Regions from separate parts of the Homo sapiens genome. Here region 2 is linked to region 1. A link is an interaction called in ENCODE POLR2A ChIA-PET data of the cell type or tissue named here. Cell type or tissue: MCF 10A. All regions are shown on one strand. Links, peaks and the distances in the headings refer to the core of each region. The heading gives the core; the rest is flanking DNA.

Region 1 (2,923 bases), core at 120-2,619:
ACTTTTAAGTTTTGAAAATTTGTTAAAAGTTATATTTTATTGTTGTTTTTACTTGCATTTTCATATTCACTAATGGACCAAGTGTCTTGTTTTCCATTTGTATTTCTTCTTGTGTGAATTATCAAATCATCTTTGCTCATTTTTTAAATTGATTTATTCATTTAAAAATCAATTCGTAGAAGCGATTTAAATAAAATGTACTTTTGGCCATTAGTCTATAATATGCATTGCAAAGATTAGCTTCAAGTATATTTGTCTTTAAACTCTGCATTAGGTTTATCCATATAGAAGTTCTATACGGGGGATTATTTTGTGTTACATTTACTAAGGATACCCAAATCCCAAAGTATAAAAGCATGATCTTATATTTTTCTAATATTTTCTATTTTTCTTTTACATTTATTTGTAAGTTTTTATTCATCAGAATTTATTTTTGTGTATGACATAATAATAGATATATGTACAAGAATCTTTTGAAGTATTGTTTGTAGCAATAAAGTTAGGAAACAACATAAATGCTCTTTATTAAGGGAGGAATTATATATATTTTGGTAAATCTATACCATAGGGCACTATATAACCTCCTAAGAAACAGGTTCAAACCTATTGATATGGAAGTATGTCTTTGTTGTATTAATAGAGGATGAATTTCAGAGAAATGTATACACTATGCACTGTGAGGACTTATGATTAAGGCCACGTAGATTGTGTATTGCTAACTCCATAGGACAGTGATATGATTGGCATCCCTTGAGTTAGGCAATATAGTAATTCTCTTCACTGTACCACCCTAGTCACTGACATAGGTGATGCATACTCTGTTGATCTTTTGTGAGTTTCCCTTATCTTGTTTTCGCTTTTGGTATACTTCTGCAGTTTCTCTTTCTTAGTGAAACCCTCACTGGGGTTTCAAGAAAGCTGGAGGCTGGCTTTATTCCAAGGCATCTAATAGTACCATGGAACATATGCAGGCTTCCTCACTAGACTGCAGTGTACAGACCCACTTCCACCCTAGCCTCTCTTTTCACTTTGTGAATGTGAGAGCCCACAGCAGGTTCCTACTTTTTGACCTCTCCAGGCAGAATCAGGCACTATTCTCCCCTTCCCTCCACACTCCTAACTCTTGGGATCATATATCAGATTCTCCAAGAATATTATCAAGCTTGTTATGGGGACAGTCTTGGGTGGGCCTATGAGTTTTTACAGCTTAGTAACTATCCATCTTGGAACTGTATACAGGGAAGAACAAGATAGGCAGGAGGTAGTTAGAGGCGAGGGAAGAAAGAGAATGTTATAATAGAAAATTATGGCCTGCTTACTGTGGCAGATAGAATTATTGATCCCAACACTCTCCTATAGGAGGTGTACACAGCAAGCATACCTCACCTCCTTTGCTGTGGTCTCCTCATGGTCAAGATGCATTTCCTTGCCTTTCTAACTTGGGATTGTCCATATAGTTTGCTTTGGACATAAGATCTTACTGGACATAGATTGTGTCAAGGCTTGAAATATTCTAGCATGACTGGGCTTGCTCTATTGCGCTGCACATCTGCTATTATCCTGGAAGAACTTGCCCCAGGGAGCCCTCTTGTGCCAGAAGAATGAGTCAGGTGAAGTAGAGTGAATTGAAGTCCTAGCCTGCAGTCAAGTCTACATAAAAAAGAATGAAATCGTGTATTTTGCAGCCATGAGTAGAACTGGAGGCCATTATCTTAAGTGAAACAACTCAGAAACAGAAAGACAAAGACTGCATGTTCTCACTTGTAAGTGGGAGCTAAATAATGTGTACCCATGGACATAGAGTGTAGAGTGGTAGACACTGGAGACTCAGAAGGGTGAAGGGGTCGGAGAGGGGTGGATGATGAGAAATTACTTAATGGGTACAACGTATATTATTCAGGTGATAGATACACTGAAAACAAACTTCACCACTACACAATGTATCCATGTAACAAAATTGCACTTGTACCCCTTATCAAAAAAAAAAAAAAGTCAGCCTAGCTGACACCATCCTCAATCTGTGATCCCTGATTGATCTAAAACACACAAATGAGAAAGAAATGCTTGCTGTTGTAATTCACTGAGTTTTGGCATGGTTTCTTGTGAAGCATTCTTGTGAAAATGATTGACTGATTTTTCCTTTATTCTATGAAAACACAATCCTAATTTTATTGAGGCAACAAATAACCTCAACTAAAATAATACATTTTTAAGATTTCTTAATTGCTAAGTGTGTCAGTGTGACTAAGTTTTGGCCAGTGGGATGAAATGCTGAATCAGATTTCTGAGAAATCTGATTAAAAGGAACTGACTCAGCTGAGACATATACTCCTTTTGCCCTTTCCTCCTTCCTTCTTGCTTCCAACTTCACACATGTGAAAACCGCAACTTCAGTGGCCATCTTTGAGTCATAAGGCATCTTTGGGCTGGAAGCTAAGCTCTAGGATGGTGAAGGAGAAAAAGAAGAGCCTCAGTCTTTGATGACTGTGAACCACCGTAACATTCTAAATTGCATACCTCCAGACTTCTCTCATTTAAAAGAAAAAAATTCTACCTTGTATGAATCACTCCTAATTCTAATTGATAGTGTAGTATAATGTTGAATGAGAATGTAGATTAAAACTATCTATGCTAATACTACAAATACATTAAAATAGAATATCTGTAAGAACAAGGACTAGAAGTTAGTAGGGTCAAATGATAACAATGATTTTATTATGTGAAGGTCAATATTTGCTGAGTGATGAATAATTATTGTCAGTCTGAATGAAAAGGCAGTATGCCAGGAGGTAGCTAAACCACCAGGCTGGATAGAAAACTAGTTTTGGCTTTTAGCTTTAGTTTTGAGCAAATAATTATGGCGTCTTCTTGGGAACACAATTTAACTTCCTGAGTCTCAGTTTTCTCATCAGTTTCTTGAAAA
Region 2 (2,923 bases), core at 313-2,812, 63 kb after region 1:
CGTCAAATAATCATGTTTGCTTCTCTTTCTGGACACTTCAGGGGCCCTCTGAAATATTCAAAAAGCCAGGTGCCAGGGAAGACAATTTTGAAACTGAAGTTTGATTTTGGGAGGCTGCTATATATGTTCGGGGTTTAAAACACTTGATGTTATGAAATAGAATTCCAGGTTACCATAAGTTATTTATTTTGCCAAAATGACTCAGAAATTTTAAAGAAGCAAAAAGCTTTTATAACCCTTTAGAAATTTTGCCAAAGAACAGATTAGCCCCTTAGGAAAACCTTATTATTCTTTTATTTCAATGTTAAATTTACAGAAAAACCATATAATATCCTTTTAGGAATTTAGTCAATATGTTCACACAGAGAACCTCTTTTGCAAGATTAATTTCTAGAATTCTTCTACCACTTCTTTGAACCTTCAGCTTTTTCCTAATTTAAAACAATCCTTTAACCCTAGGCCAAAGTTAACATTTCCATACCTTCTTATAAACTTTTACAAAAAAGAAAAAACATTTTACTGTTCTTCCACATCTTCCATGTAAATCTATTTCAGGTAGTCTCAATTACATGTTATAATGGTAACTCCTAGCAATTCTTAACTTTTAAGGGGAAACCTGGTAAGTTGCTATAATTATATCTAGGTGCAGGCAAAGTTTGACTCCCAGCATAATTAAGGGTGTGGTTAGTTCCTTATGTCCTCCTCAGGCCTTACCAGTTGTGAAGCCAGCAAGTCAAATAGTTCTTAAAACTCAAAAAGCAGTTTATAATTTTAAAACACTTAGCAAATCTTGCATCTGACCTTCATTATTTAGCCCACCTATTTACATCTTAATGACACCTGCATTTTACCAATAATATTTAAGTCTGCTTTCATTTCTCAAAGATGAAACTCATGTGAACTGAAAGGTACCACAGCTTTTAACTTCCCTTAAAAAATGTTTGATCCAAGCGCTTATCTTTCTTTAGGCCAAATTAACTAGAGCTCTTTTTACAGACATCACACATAGTACACACACAGGCAGAAGAAAACCCAGTCACTGGGTGGGGCTAGAAGAGACAGGGCTAGAAGAACATGCAGATGCCAAACCAGAAAGAAACTTATTCCCTAAGGCAGGATTACTAAACAAAGCCATGCCCTCAGGATGTAAAACAAGGTGGAGACTCCATTTCACAACCAAAACTTTGCAGAAAACACAAAAAGTGATAATTCTGGAGCCTGCCCTAGTAAAAAATGTTTCTAAAAGAAAAAAAAAAACTTTAAAAGTTAACTTGCTGATAGGGTAGAGAAGGGGAAAGAAAAGAAACAGTTTAAAAATGCCTGGGGAAGAACCTCTTACTCTTACGCAAGTGGTTTCTCCACCATAGACACAAGTTTAATGGCTGTGAGTCAGAGCTGGCCTCCCCCTGGTGTGGGGAGGAGGAGACTCTGTGGATGTGTGGTAGAAAATGTCAGCCAGTAGCTGGTGGCACCTTGGGCTATGTGTCCCAGCCCCGTCAGGGAGGGGAGGGTGGAGGGTAGATGTTGCTCTCTGATCCATCCTGAAAAATGAAGGAAAAGTCCATGAAAAGGCACAAGAGTGATGAGGGGGTAGGGACATGTTTCCTCCACCCTCAGAAGTCCAAGGATGAAAATGCTTAGGAGCAACAGTGAGAGGTTTTGAGTCCCCATTTCACTCACCACTTCTCAGGCCCCATATTGGGTGCCACAAATGTTGCAGGACTTTAGTTTGGCTAAAGATGGGGTCCTTGTCCGTCCCATGGCCATAAAAATTTAGGCTCATAGATGGTTTGAAGGGTGGGTAAAGCAGGGTTTTATTGGGTGAAAAGGAAGAAAAGGAGGAAACAGGGACTCTCACAAGGCTAGAGTCCCTGCTAGAACACTGCCCGCCTGGTCATTTGAATCCCAGTTTCCACACAGGAAGAGGAGGGGCCACGCTCCTCCCTGCTGCAAACGGCATGAACTTCCTAAGGCTCTCTCCCAGTGTGCAGGCTGGCTGGAGTTTCTCTGGGGATCCCCTCCCTCCTGGCTGTCTCAATAGGAAAGTAAAGATGAGCAAAACAAACATGGAGTTAACAGTTTAGTAAGAGAGACAGACAATTAAACTACCGGAAGTACTTGTGTTATTGGGTTACTCTCTTGATGCCCATGTAAGACAGCCTAGATCAGCACCACCCCCCACCTTCCAAATGACCCGAAGACATCTAAGAAATGGATACTTATTGCTATATGCCATGGAGACTTTGTGATTGTTTCACAGCAATTGTTGACCAATAAAGCATCCTTGACAGTTGCAGAGTTGATTTTCACGAAGAGTGATCCAGGAAAATAAATGCTCTGGTTTCACTCTGTTTTCTCCATTCAATATCCTTACAGAGCTAGAGGGCAAAGACGACCATTGATGTAGATCATAGAGATTATCCCTCTGAGATAGAGAATAGGGAGGTGAAGGTAGAGGGTGGATCTAGGTGAAATGGAGACTATCTAGCTCAGAGACCTAAAGGCCAAGTAAAAGCTAACCAGTAAAGGGAGCAAGTACTAAGCTAATGATATAGCATGAGCAAAGGCCCTTGGGTGGGGGACAGCATGGTGCCTTAGAGAAACAGACCAATGTGACAACAAGATAGAGACTGAGATAGTCCATAATGAGAGTTGGAAGGTAGGCAAGGGCCTGTGCTTGGACAAGGATGCATAACTTATTTTGAACTGTCTCTTAAAACGGTTTTTTGCAAGGATAGGGAGTGACATAATTTTATTTATGTTTTTAAAAAGACAACTCTGGCTGCTGGGCTAATAACAGATGTGAAGGGAGGTGAGGGAATATGAGGAGGCCAGTTAGGGAGCTGTTATAATTTACTTCTTCAAATATTGAGTTGTTGCTGCTGAGCCAAGTGACTGCATTAGCCACCTGTAGCATTAAAGT

Evidence for each region. ChIA-PET counts read pairs that join two places held together with the same protein. Peaks named below come from ENCODE experiments on the same cell type or tissue, not always from the same donor. Only the 100,000 strongest peaks of a DNase experiment are listed, where the experiment ranks them.
Region 2: POLR2A ChIA-PET joins it to region 1 with 50 read pairs; 2 of 35 experiments call an interaction of 5 or more read pairs at or near these places.

The regions. Positions count from the first base shown.
Region 1 is chr3:31,105,049-31,107,971 of GRCh38, reverse strand. No RefSeq gene overlaps it. Among named protein-coding and RNA genes, the nearest start is that of MIR466, 55 kb to the left of the region's middle. In MCF 10A, for the core only: no CTCF peak of the experiment used is centred there; DNase peaks (open chromatin) are centred at 901, 1,581 and 2,351.
Region 2 is chr3:31,041,792-31,044,714 of GRCh38, reverse strand. No RefSeq gene overlaps it. Among named protein-coding and RNA genes, the nearest start is that of MIR466, 120 kb to the left of the region's middle. In MCF 10A, for the core only: no CTCF peak of the experiment used is centred there; DNase peaks (open chromatin) are centred at 1,084 and 1,384.